2 separate regions of the Homo sapiens genome follow, and region 1 is linked to region 2. The links are chromatin contacts, found by POLR2A ChIA-PET in ENCODE. All regions are on one chromosome and are shown on one strand. The core of a region is the stretch at or near the end of the contact, and the rest is flanking DNA. Distances in the headings are between cores, read along the strand shown.

What was found. ChIA-PET counts read pairs that join two places held with the same protein, here RNA polymerase II (POLR2A).
Region 1: POLR2A ChIA-PET joins it to region 2 with 10 read pairs in activated T-cell. The contact joins two enhancer-like sites. POLR2A ChIA-PET finds 5 or more read pairs at or near these places in 2 of 52 experiments (activated CD4-positive, alpha-beta T cell and activated T-cell).

Annotation. Positions count from the first base shown.
Region 1 is chr1:31,004,535-31,011,583 of GRCh38, forward strand. PUM1 (pumilio RNA binding family member 1) reads right to left here. Exons shown (of 22, transcript NM_001020658.2): 4 at 2,460-2,568; 5 at 1,319-1,497. Among named protein-coding and RNA genes, the nearest start is that of SNORD103C, 40 kb to the left of the region's middle. RefSeq lists an enhancer at 5,435-5,564. Within about 2 kb of position 5,762, at least 2 of the 41 ENCODE cell types and tissues checked have a DNase peak (open chromatin) inside an H3K27ac peak, as active enhancers do.
Region 2 is chr1:29,001,329-29,007,944 of GRCh38, forward strand. All of the region lies in intron 4 of EPB41 (erythrocyte membrane protein band 4.1), which reads left to right. Among named protein-coding and RNA genes, the nearest start is that of EPB41, 90 kb to the left of the region's middle. RefSeq lists a silencer at 2,229-2,523. Within about 2 kb of position 1,588, at least 2 of the 41 ENCODE cell types and tissues checked have a DNase peak (open chromatin) inside an H3K27ac peak, as active enhancers do.

The DNA.
Region 1 (7,049 bases), core at 4,512-7,011, 2.0 Mb after region 2:
TCCCAAGCAGCCCCTTGGGAAGGTTCAAATAACAGGAGCCATCTCCTATCTGATTCACAAGCTACTAAACCTGACCTAGGTCTCTGCAGGGTCAAAACACTGAAAAGCAATCAGGTCAGCTTTAGAATAGCTAGTACTTAAGAACTGTACTTGACACTTGAGAAAGCTGCACCAAAAATGAACTACTGTTACTCTAACAAAATTTAATGTGGAATAGGGAAAATAGGACCAAGCCTCTGATACCCAGCAAAAGATGTATAACACTAAGAAATACTGAGCAACAAATGCTATTAAAGAAAGACAGTTATAATATTAATTCTCAATTTGTGGGAAAGAAGGTGCTTCTGCTGTTCTTTCCCACAAATTACATTAAAATCTTTTAAATGACTGTTTTCAGGTGATATCAGCCCAAAATGACTGCAGGGAGAAATGTCTTTGAAAAAGTACAAAACAAGTTTAGACAGGAGAAAGGGAGGGAAGAAGATTCATGTGCCTCTCATGGCCTTCCTGTCTGTGACCTGGAATATGACAACAGTCGCAGAATTCAAAATGAGGAAGACTCAAATGGAAATACATCTTAACACTTCTCGATCTAGAAAGTTAATGATAAAGAAAGAAATTGTTTTGAGAAAGGCTATCACAGATGCTCATAGAAAAATGCTTAAGACTTAAAAAGAAAAAGGCTATAGACACAGAGACTTATTTGACTTCAGTTTAGCATCAGAGAGGTCAGTGATAATGAATCAAAAAAATTTGTAAGAAAGAATTAACAGAATCCCTAATTTCTTGACAGGCCAGGTGTGAGAAACAAAGCCGTTCAAGGAGGGCCAAAGAGGATTCTATAATTAAATCGTAGCTAACAAAACAAGAATAGCCCTATAATCTGATCTATATTAAGGTTTCTCGGGTATTGGCAAATCACTGCTCTCAAATCTGGAATTCCCTGTTAACATCCCAGCATCAGCTTTATTTTTTTAATTCCTTCACCACCCCCCTTTTGCTTTTATTTTAAAGTAAAAATGGTGTTTTCTGATAGACCAATGAACTTTGATCCAGATTTCAGTTCTTATCTCACAATACTATCAATGTGTCCCCCCACCAAAACATTATTACTTTAGTTTTTAAAAGTTGAGTTTACATCTCCTACTATGTTTGCTGAGTTCTATTTACAACAAACGTTGTTTGAAAATACCCTGTAATTAATGCTGTGAACATCTAAGGAAACTAAACAGGCATGTTTTGCTTTAGGGGAAAAAAAGAGAGAGAGAGAGAGAGAGAGAGAGAGAGAGATAGGAACAAGTTCCTCAAGCCAACTTACAAATCCTCCTTTTCTTAGACAGGAATCGCCCGGGGATGAGCTCAACACATACTCCACCATGCTAACGCCTAGTCCCCCACTCTCCGATCGTGGGGACAGTACAGAATTGACCTCACTGTTCACATGGAAACTCTGACCAGGTCTTCTCTGCACCATGATTGGCTGGGAAACTGAATGATCTACAAAAAAGATACACAAGCATGATACAGTGCAGCCAGAGGCTCAAACAAATTATGAGTGATGTCTCATGGATAACCAATGGAATCAGGAAACTTGCCATGGTCAGTTGAGCCAAAACCTCCTATCATGTCCCTCACTGTATGATATTCAACATAAGCTAAGGAAATGGAACACACTCCTCATTTATCCAGGATAGCAGAGGAATACAACAGTTTATCTAGCTTATCTGGTTTAACTAGCTGAGTGGATAAAATTTTTACCCCTTTATAAGTAAAAGGATTTCTTTTTAATATATTTTATTAGTATTACTAAAACAAAATATGATTTTACTGCCCTTTTTAAAAACAATATAATTTGTTCTTTTCTGATAATTCACTGTCATCATGAGGTTCCATGCTTACGTTGTACTGTAATACACGACATTGGCTTTTGGGTTTTCTGTCTCCTTCCTCCCTATCATCTGTCACTTTTTCTGCTGTCAGTGTGTCTGCCTCTATAAGTTCTCCCCATCCCTCTTCAGGGGTAGTATGCCAGAAGAATGTCCATGCCCAGTGACTTGATTTGGTCCCAATCACGTTTAAAGATAGATCATTCCATACACGGTACACAAGGGCAAGGGGAGAAAAAGAAACATGAACTTCAAATGGCAGGTGTGGATTTTCTAATTCCAAGTATGCTGACAGCAGTACAGAACAAAACGTTACAGCTGAAATTATGGTCGTTTCAAATAAGACCATTCCCCTGTGGCTAGCACTTCAAAAAATATTGAAGATATGATTTTGTGTTAATTATGTTTTAATAAATTACATCATATAAGCTCCTTAATGGCAATTATACTACAGGAGAGGACACTGCTTGACATGCTTATGTCACTGATGTAAAATTCATGACTTGCCAATTGCTGAGGAAAGGAGCTCTAAGACAGGCATAAATCACAGTACAGATGCTAGATCTAGATTACCTGATGTTCCCCAGGCACTGTCTCGCCATTGATCACCCAGGAATATTCCTTTTGGTCCATCTTTGCTGGATTCATCTGTTTCCCAAAACTTTTTACCTGGCAAGAGCTGCTGCAAATTAAAAATAATAGATGCTTTTAAAGAATTCATAAAGGATGAAAGTACAGCAGTCAACACTTTCTTTTAGACAAGGGTACTGAAGATGCTCACGTGCCCTGAAGGTCTTTAATTAAAGTGTTCCAACTACACAACTGTGGTCAGAACACTGCTATATATTTGGTAAAAGTCACAGAGAGGCCTAAGGCAAGGTGGGGGGCAGGGGTGGGGACACTGATCAAACCATCCAATAGAGGCTGAACTTAAATATCTAGAATTACTCGCTTAACCCATGCCAAGATTTTTAAGGAGTGGGGAAGGGAACTAACAGTGACCCTATTAGCTAACTACTAAGTGGACTCTTACTGAAAAAGAAAGTATTTACAACTATTAAAACACTTCTCTCTATACGTGTACTAACTACCAGACAAAGTTACTCAAGCTGGAGCATGAACCAGCTATGAACCTCAGCTATGGAATGCCAGAGGCAAAATTCACTTCCTTTATACACAGAGACTCCATTAACCAAAATACTTCCCAACCACAACACTAACCTATTCCAAGATTTTGGAAGGACAGAAAAGCTATTCCTTCATTACTGGAAGGGAAATAAAATCTTCTAACCTCCATTAATTTTTTAACAATACTTGGTAATGCCATTAAAGTGACTTCACAAATCACTCCATGCTTCAGAGAAACAGGGATCGCTGGCCATAAGCCAACATGAGAAGTTTATACTAGCTTCAACAAAAAAATGCAAAGTACCCTTCAAGCAAGACACAGTACAGTTTTGCATAAGATCAAAGCACCAGTGACCAGGCTTACAAAGTAAAATTCCACAGAACTCTATCATTCTTGGTTCTGGTCATCAGCTTTACTGACTAAAATGCCCCCTCTTATTTCCTCTAATTATGTTTTCAACTGCTATTACACAGGAAACTAAGATGTTTGAGATAGTATTTAACCACCATTTTTGAGCACAAAAATACCTGGAGAGTTGAATTTCTCAGAAGAACACAATAAAAAACCAGAAAGCACAAAACATTTCCTCTCCTTGACGATAAAGGTTTAACTTTCCCATTTAACCCATAACCCAATGATAATGGAAAAATAATTAAACTCTGCTCTCACTAAAATAAATCTCTGCTTCCCAAATCTAATTTCTGGGTTTCTCGGCATAATTTTCATCTACCTTTAAGTGGCTCTATAATCTATCTCATGGACTTGGGTTACTGCCTGGACCAAAGCAGTTTGCCATACATTTTGCTCTTAAGGACCTAATTTGTTGTTTACTAATTAAACAAGATTGAGAAAAAAAAAAAACATTTGTCTGGTATTTAATTGCACAGATACCTAAGTTTCCTTGAAAATGAACAGTTATAAGTAGCAGTCTTCCTGGTGTACCACTTATTACCCTAAGGGCATTTGGGGGAGGGTGAGGATCAGGGTAAAATGGGAAAGAGCCCCGATCGAGGGTAGCATTAGGGTCGGGAAGCACTAAACTGGACAACTTTGAAGTGCCCTAGGAAATCTTACTAAACTGCCCTGAACCTCATTCTCTTTTTATTGATGAAGAAAATATCGTTCAAGTTGCTGTGATGATTAGAAATATTGTTGATGAGTGCCTAGCACAACAGGTTCTCAATAATGTATTCAAAAACATCACACCTAGGCAAAACAGCGGTCAAACCAGGTCACAGAGGGGATACTGAAAATTAATGTAAACTATGCAAAGGACAATTCAATAATTATTTTTAAACTTATTTTTCTCCTTTTAGTCTCAAAAATGTCCTGTCCCCTGCAAGGCCGGGCGCGGTGGCTCACACCTATAATCCTAGCACTTTGGGAGGCCAAGGCAGGAGCATCACAAGGTCAGGAGATCAAGACCATCCTGGCTAACACAGCGAAACCCTGTCTTTACTAAAAATACAAAAAAAAAAAAAAAATTGGCCGGGCGTGGTGGTGTGTGCCTGTAGTCCCAGCTCCTCAGGAGGCTGCGGCAGGAGACTAGCTTGAACCCAGGAGTGGGAGGGTGCGGTGAGCTAAGATCATGCCACTGAACTCCAGCCTGGGCAACAGAGCGAGACTCCATCTTCAAAAAAAAAAAAAATCCTGTCCGAAGATTACAAATAAAATTTCTTTCCTCATTGGTTATACCCTTTCTCCAATTAAAATTCTGATTTTTTTTCTCCCGTATTTTGTGCAAAGCAAAAGCAACTACTCTTTTGTATTCCAGAAGAAAGAATGTCAGCCTAAGGAGGGTCTCACTTGTTTTATGCTCCACATAACAGTGCAAAGAACGCTAAGGTGATCAAAACCATTCTTGTCCTTTAAATGTTTTAAGAGTTCATTCCTCACAGAAACTTGTAAATGTTTATTTAAAACTCAAGGAACAGGGCCCAGCATGGTGGCTCACGCCTGTAATCCCAGCACCTTGGGAGGCTGAGGCAGGTGAATCACCTGAGGTCAGGAGTTCGAGACTAGAATGGCCAACATGGCAAGATCCCCGTCTCTACTAAAAAACTCAAAAATTAGCTGCGTATGGTGGTGTACATCTATAGTCCCAGCTACTCGGGAGGCTGAGGCACAAGAATTGCTTGAACCAGGGACGCAGAGGTTGCAATGAGCCAAGATCACGCCACTGTACTCCAGCCTGGGCAAGAGAGCAAGACTCTGTCTCAAAAAAAAAAAAAAAAAAAACAAAAACAGAAACAAAAAAAAACACCTCAAGGAACAGTTTCCAAAAGTACCAGCCTCCATATGTAAATATAGTCTTATCCATAATTTGTAAAATTGCTTACAGAAAGCAGCAGCCTTTCAGCTCAAGGCTTCAAAAATCAGTTCTGGGATCCTGTCACCTTTCATGATAGTATACCAGGCTGTCATAATGTGCAAAGCCAGGAGAAGCAGGTGAACACATAAGCGAGGCTATTTTCAGGGTAAATTCTCTCAAAAGGAAACAACAATACAGCAAACATGAAGCAAAGTGCTATTAGGTTGGTGCAAAAGTGTGGTTTTTGCCACTATGGCAAAAAAAAAAGAAAGCAAAAGACTGAACCAAGGTGCTTGGGCAAAGACAGAAGCAAAATTAGCAAAGCTCTTAAAAGTCTCTGAATCTTACTCAGTCTTTCTCCCTTTCCTCCAAAACATATGCGTCTATACTCAACTGCTGTGGTTAGCAGCATCTGAAATGACTCTTAATGATCTTCACTTACAAGTACTCATACCCTGAGTAATCCCCTTCCCCTGACTGTGGGCTAGACCTATGACATGCCTCTAAGAAATAACATAAGACAAGTCATGGGATGTTCCTTTCAAGATGTTACAAAAGCTGTGATTTCCATCTTGCTTGTCCTCTTCTATCTATTGTCCTGATTGCTTACTCTGATGATGACTGCTGCTATGTTGTGAGCTGCCCTATACAGACGCCACATGAAGCCAAGAGAGAGACATCTCTGGACAACAGCTACATATACAAAGCTGTTGCTCCGCAGCTTCCCACTGAACTCTGCCTCTGCCCTGGGTCATTTACACACAATTAAGAACTGAGATCCTCCGTCCAACAACCAGCAAAGAATGGATTCTGATGGTTGATACCACATGAGTGAGTTTGGAAACAGACCTTTCTCCAAGCAAGTTTGAGACAGACCTTTCTCCAAGCAAGCTTTGAGATGAATGCAGCCAAAGTTGAAATCATGACTGCAGCTTGTGAAGGACCCTGAAGCAGATGACTCAGGAAAGTCATGCCTAGGTTCCTAACCTATAGCAACTATGAGGCTTAAACAACTGTCTTGTTTTAGGCAGGGCGTGGTGGCTTACACCTGTAATCCCAGTGCTTTCTAAGGGTGAGGCCAGGAGTCTAAGATCAGACTTAGCAACCAACATAGCGAGACTCTAGCTTTACAAAAGACTTTTTAAAAATCAGTCCGGAGTGGTGGCACACCCCTGCAGTCCCAGCTACTCAGGAGGCTGAGGTGGGAAGACTCCTTGAGCCCAGAGGTTTGAAGCTGCAGTGAGCTACGATTACACTACTGCACTCCTGCCTGGGCAACAGAGTGAGACCCTATCTCTTAAAATACACACACACACACACACACACACACACACACACACACACTGTGCTGTTTTAAGCCACTAAATTTTAGGGTGATTTGTTAAGCAGCAATAACACTGTTGTGAATATGTGGAAGTATTTTTGTATATTTGAAACACTTCTTTAGGAGTCTGTTTTCAAGAAACACTTCTTGTTCCATTTCTAATATTTAAATGTAAGTGATGAAACTAAAATCCTTTTCAATTGAAAAAAAGTAAAAGACTGGCTTTTTTAACTCGGCAAAATCAAATCAATTTAGACATGTTGAGCTTACTGAGAATTAGTAGCAATCACTTATATTCAACAGTCAGCTAAAAGATACCTAACTGTTCAAATCTGATCATATTAAAAGGAGTTAGAAACTACTGAATTATAAAACCAAATGATAATGTGTTATCCAAGT
Region 2 (6,616 bases), core at 338-2,837:
CAAAAAAAAATCATGCTGTCTCTTAAGTCACAGTTGTCTAGTCTGGATGGGTATCACAGTCTGTTTTATATACAGCTGTCCCTGGTATCTCCCATCACTATCATCCTGGGGATGTGCTTTGCCTCTTTCCTGTGATGTTTCTCCTGTTTCCTTTTTCCTTGGTTTTCTTTGTGTTTTGATAGAGTGCTACTCCTCAGAAATGGTACATGGGATGTAATCGTTTTTGAGACATTACATGTCTGAAAAGATGGCTTTATTCTGCCTTCTCATTTGATTTTGAATTTTGTTGGGTATAGGATTTTAGGCTTGAAATTATTTGCCTTCAGAATTTTGAAGGCATTGCTTCATTGTCTTCTAGTTTCCAGTGTTGCTCTTGAAAAGGCCAGAGCCATTTTGATTTTTGATCTTTTGTATGACTTTTGTTCGTCTCCCTCCTCCTTTACACAATCAAGCGAGTATGATCTTTTCTTTTTTCTTGTCCTTACGAAGTTGAGAGTTTACAATTATATATCTTGGTGTGGGTTGATTTTCATCTATTGTTCTGGGCCCACGTCTATTTTTTACCAGACTGATTTCCTAAAGAATGTTAATTTAGCATATTGCCTGGGCTGAATGTGGTAGGCATTCAACAAATGTTTATTGAAAGAGTGAGACATATTGTTACACTTGAGAGACTAGCTTTGCCACATACTAGTTGCAAGTTAGATAAGTTACTTGTCCTTCTGTTTTCTCATTGGTAAAATGGGAATGATAATGAGATAATCTGTATGAAAGCATGTAGAATCATGCTTGACATGTAGTAAGCATTCAATAAAAATAAGGTGTTATCATTATTATTATGATAGTATTATTGGCTGGGCATGGTAGCTCATACCTGTAATTCCAGCACTTTGGGATGTAGAAGCAAGTGGATCACTTGAGCCCAGGAGTTTTGAGACTAGTGAAACCCTGTCTCTACCAAAAATGAAAAAATAGTAACTGAGTGTGGTGGCACATACCTCTAGTCCCAGCTACTCGGTAGGTTGAGGTGGGAGGATAACCTGAGCCTGGGAAGGTGAGGCTGCAGTGAGCCATGAGTACACCACTGCACTTGCCTGGGTGACAGGGATAAGACCCTACCTCAAAAAAAAAAAAAAGATAGTATTATTGTTTTAAAATGAAATTACCAATTAATCAAGGCCTTGGCTTTAAAAGAAAAGATTTATGTGTCATAATCTAGAGATGCATTCTGGAGCATCCTTCGGGTTGAATATTCTACCTGTTCTTAGGTAGGATGTACAAAAGAACAGTGTATCTTTTACTTAAAATTGATTGTATTTGGCAAGACTATATGGCTTTATTTTAGCTATTGGAAAAAGATAAAATCACAACAAATTTAGTTAAAGATCTAATTGGCTTTTATTTGTGATTCATGTATTAGGCAGCCTTCATTCTACAAAATAGAATGAGGGCTCCCAATAAGCAATGGCAGAACAGTGGGTTTTGTAAGGTAGGAATAAGGAAACCAAGTAATAGGAAAAAGCTGATTAGTTTACATCAAGTTACTTTTCTTCTAAATGCTAAAGCAGAGAGGACTTTCTTGTTAAACTGACTCAGGTAGACTGGAATCTCCTGTTTTCAGGAAAAACTGGTCTGTTTAGCATCTACCCACTTCCTTTAGGTTTCAGTTTGATTATGTGGTATTTAGTATGAGTGACTCCATTTTTGTTTGGCCTGATCTGTTGGAGCCAGTGAAGAAGCTTAGACCAAAACAATGGCCTTCCATAATTTTTGTTTAACACTATCAGTCCATGTATATGTACTGTCAATAAGCCAAATTTCTAGATAAGACCTTCTCTAGAAGTACACAGATATTTGTGAAATGATTGAATCAGTAAAGTTCATAGTAAATCATGGTCATCTAAGTTTTCCGCCATTCTGAAAATACAGAAGGTAATAGAGCTATACAGGCTCTGGGGGCTCATCCCCCCATTTTATAGATGAGGAAACTGAAGCACAGCGTGACAGAGTGAGTAAAGGCAGAGTGACATCCTCTAGTTGCACAGTCAGTTTACTCCTGTAGCTCCTTGCCTGCTGCCCCTTCCTAAGTTATTTTCTTCTTTAGCTTTTTACTCCTTTCCTTGATTTTTACATTTCATCTGTAGTTTTTTTGTTTCCTCTACAGAATTAGTTTATGTTGTAGAAAAAAAATGTGAGCCATAATACAATGAGAGACAACTGTTTTCTGTTCTTTCCATTCTCTGGTGTCTTCTTTTTGTATATGTAAAGATTTGTCCTTTGTATATGTAACTTCTGTCATTAAGAGCTTTGTGCTTTGTTTGTAGACAATTGAGTACATTTAGCAGGGAGGAAAGTTTTCCCTCATATGGAGTGGCTTGCTTGTTCCCTTTTCCTACTGACTGCGTGATAATGGGCCTATTGCTAGGGTCTGGCAAGACAAGTGGAAAAGCGGTAAGAAGCAAACTTCTTTTTCTTTCAGGCTGGAGTGCAGTGGTGCCATCTTAGTTCACTGCAACCTCCACCTCCCAGGTTCCAGCGATTCTCACGCCTCAGCCTCCTAAGTAGCTGGGATTACAGGCGCCCACCACCACAGCCAGCTAATTTTTGTATTTTTAGTATAGACAGAGTTTCACCATGTTGGTCAGGCTGGTCTTGAACTCCTGGCCTCAGGTGATCCAACTGCCTTGCCTCGCAAAGTGCTGGAATTACAGGCATGAGCCACTGCGCCCAGCCCAGAAGCAAACTTCTATAGTTCTGTGAGAGATTTGTTGCCACTATGAATCAAAATTGTCAGTTAAATAGTTGCTTCCTATATTTTATTCCTGCTTATAATTATTTATTAATGGATCAAGGATTTTTTCCTTGGGAGAGAAGTCACTTACATTAATTCCATCTCCCTCCAAATTTCATCTCTAAGCAGAAAACTTGTGCTCTTCTGGTAAATAATGAGAATTTTAAATTAGGACTACATGCAATTCAATGGTATATAGTCATTGTCTTTTTCCATCCATTTTCTGTGTGGATGAATTTTCTTACCTTTAGAGTCAGATAATCAGTCTGAAAAGATCATCAGTCAAACAGAAGTCTTTTGCTCACCTTCACAGGCAAAGAGCAAACACCAATGGAGTGACTATTAAATAAAGAGTATGAGTAATTTAGTTTATAGTCATCTGAAAGGATTGATTCTCATTGATTCATGACTGGCCTTGAAGGCAAGTGGCAGTCATGGTTGTATCTTTATTGTCTGGCAAATTAGAAAGACGAAGGGGAATTTTGTAAATATACTTGCAGAGTAGGGAGGCTGCATTTGTTATCTTGTCTTTTGCTACAGAGATTTGGGTCAACACCTCTAATGAATTTAAATGTGGTTTTTTGGGGTTTTGTTTCTTATTTTTTGTGTTTTAACTTAGTACTTAAAGAATGAGACCTAGAATTACCTGTGCTCTAGAGTTTCTATAACATAACTTGGAGCAGTGATTTGAAGTCAACATCCTAACAGCAGCATAAATAAGGTTATTCCTTGAGTTAAGACAGATAGACTTCTGGAGCTGTACAAAAGTCTTTTACCTCAAAAGACAAGGATTTGTATAAATCTCTTATGTGTATGCGTGGGGGTTTTAGGACCTCCATATAAGGGTAGCTGATGACTAACTCGGGGAATGGAGTTCTTTTTTTTAAAACATTATGACCTAAGGTTGTAAATGCTGCCGAAGATATGAAAGGTGTTAGTCTGTTCTTGCACTGCTATAAAGAAATATCTATAAAGAAAGGAGGTTTAATTGGCTCATGGTTCTGCAGGCTGTATAAGAAGCATGGTGGCATCAGCTTCTGGGGAGGCCTCAGGAAACTTAGAATCATGGCAGAAGACTATGGGGAAGCTGGCACATCTTACATGGCCAGAGCAGGAGGAAGAGGGGGTGGGATGCTATGTACTTTGAAACAACCAGATCTTGTGAGAACTCTTATCATGAGAACAACACCAAAGGGGGAAATCTACCCCCATGATCCAGTCATCTCCCACCAAGCCCCACCTCCAACACTAGGGATTACAATTTGACATGAGATTTGGGTGGGGATACACATCCAAACAATGTCTGCTCCTATTCATTTTACCTCTTTAAATGCCATTTCTGTAGTTGAAACTTTATTAATCTATCCTGGTTTACTTCAGTAGCGTCATTCATCTATTCTTTGTTCATTCATTCATAAACATTTATTATTCAAATAGTATCTGCCTTGTGCTGGGCAGAGCTATAAAAGACAGTCTCTTTCCTCATGGAGCTCCCAGACTGACTAGGCAATAGCAGTAAGATGGACACCCACATGGATGGGGAGTCAGAAGGGGTTTTCTGGAGAAGATAATAACAGATATGAATTATAAGAGACAGTCAGGAATCTTCCAGATGAAGAAGGAGGGAGAGAGTATTCCAAGTAGAAGAAACCACTTGTAAGAAGGTGTTTTGAAAGAAGAACCCATAGGAGACGGGTAATACTTTAGCCAAATGAATGAAGATCTATATCAGGATATTGCTGCTCTTCATCTCTATATTATTTGGAAAGTTGTTTTTTAAGCCAGAGAAGGAATATAATTCTTTTTAATGCACAAGCTTAAATTCTGCTTAAAGTGTTAATATATTTAATTCTCAGGATATGATTGATAAAATGGACTCTTCAAAAAGAATCCATACCACTGAAAATATTCAAATAGAACTAGATTATTCAGAATTACTATTTTAGGGGACATCTGAAGATCCTGCTTTTTTCCTCTAGCTCTAACCCTTTCTTCTATGCTGTAACCATACTCTTTGAGAAATTGGTTTGCATATATTATTCTCTATTGCCTTACTGCATATTAGCTTAACATAACACAAGAAAGGTGTAAATCGTACATATACATCCCAAAGAATTTTTTTTTTTTTTTTTTTTGAGACGGAGTCTCGCTCTGTCGCCTAGGCTGGAGTGCAGTGGCTTGATCTTGGCTCACTGCAAGCTCCGCCTCCCGGGTTCACGCCATTCTCCTGCCTCAGCCTCCTGAGTAGCTGGTACTACAGGCGCCCGCCACCCAGCCCGTCTAATTTTTTTGAGTTTTTAGTAGAGACAGGGTTTCACTGTGTTAGCCAGGATGGTCTCGATCTCCTGACCTCATGATCCACCCGCCTGGGCCTGCCAGAGTGCTGGGATTACAGGTGTGAGCCACTGCGCCCGGCCAAAGAATTTTTTAAAAGTGAACACATCTGTATAAACGCCCCCAAGATAAGAAAAATGAACATTATCAGAACTCTAAAATCCCCTATTGTGTCCCTTCCAGTCACTACCTCCAACCCCTTATCAGTTGTTACTCCTCCCCACTCCCCATCAAAAGTAACTTCTTCCTCCAGCCTGGGCGACATAGTGAAACCCTGTCCCTACAAATACAAAAAAATTAGCCAGGTGTGGTGGTGAGCACCTGTAGTCCCAGCTACTCAGGAGTCAGAGGTGGGAGGATTGCTTGAGCCGGAGAGGTGGAGGTTGCAGTCAGCCGAGATTGTGCCACTGCACTCCTGCCTGGGTAACAGAGTGAGACCCTATCCCAAAATTAAAAAAAAAAAAAAGTTACTTCATCCTGATGTCTATCACCATCAATCACTTTAGCCTGTTTTTAAACTTTACATAAATAAAATCATACAGTGTCTTCTCTTAGGTAGGGTTTCTTTGGTTTCATTCATTATGATGTTTTTGAGATTCATTCATGCTGTTTCAAATAGCAATAGTTCATTCTCATTACTGTATAATTTTTTTTTTTGAGACAGGGTCTCACCCTGTTGTCAGGCTGGAGTGCAGTGGTACGATCTTGATTTACTGCATCCTCCACCTCCCTGGCTCAAGCGATCCTCCTGCTTCAGCCTCCCGGCCTCGTTACTGTATAATATAATATTTCATTGCTTGACTACACCACACTTTATGTACTCTACTACTGATAGACATTTGGCTTGTTTACAGTTTGGGGCTTTTACGAATGCTTCTGCTAGGAACATTCTTGTAGGTGCCTTTTGGTATACATCTCACCGTAAACATTTCTGTTGGACATGTTCCTAGGTGTGAGACTGACGGATTTTAGAGAAGGCATATGTTCAGCTTTAGTGATACTATCAAACAGTTTTCTGTAGTGGTTTTACCAGTTTACATTCTCACAAGTAATAAGCGAAAGTTTCAGCTGTGCCATGTCCTCATCTGCACTTGATATAACTCATTGCATTTTGATTTCTGCCCTTATTGCTCTGCTGAAACTGTTCTTACCAAGATAAATCTGACATGTTTTATCCTCATGTTACTTGTCTGTTTTGCGGTATTGATGATCTTAATTACTCCCTCCTTGAAACTTCCTATTCCTTTACATACTGTGATACCAGCCTTTCCTGTCTTTCTCTCACCACTATAGTCTCTTCTCCTCAATTTACTTCTCAGCTCTTTGTTCTCTCTCCATACCTTAAATGCAAGTGTTCCCCAAGTTTCCCCCTTTATTTTCACTCTAATACATACTCCTTGGGTGATTTTTAAATCTTCTTTAATGGGTTCATTCTACCACCTACATGAGGAAGGTGCCCAAATGTATATCTGGTCCAAATTTCTTTTCTGA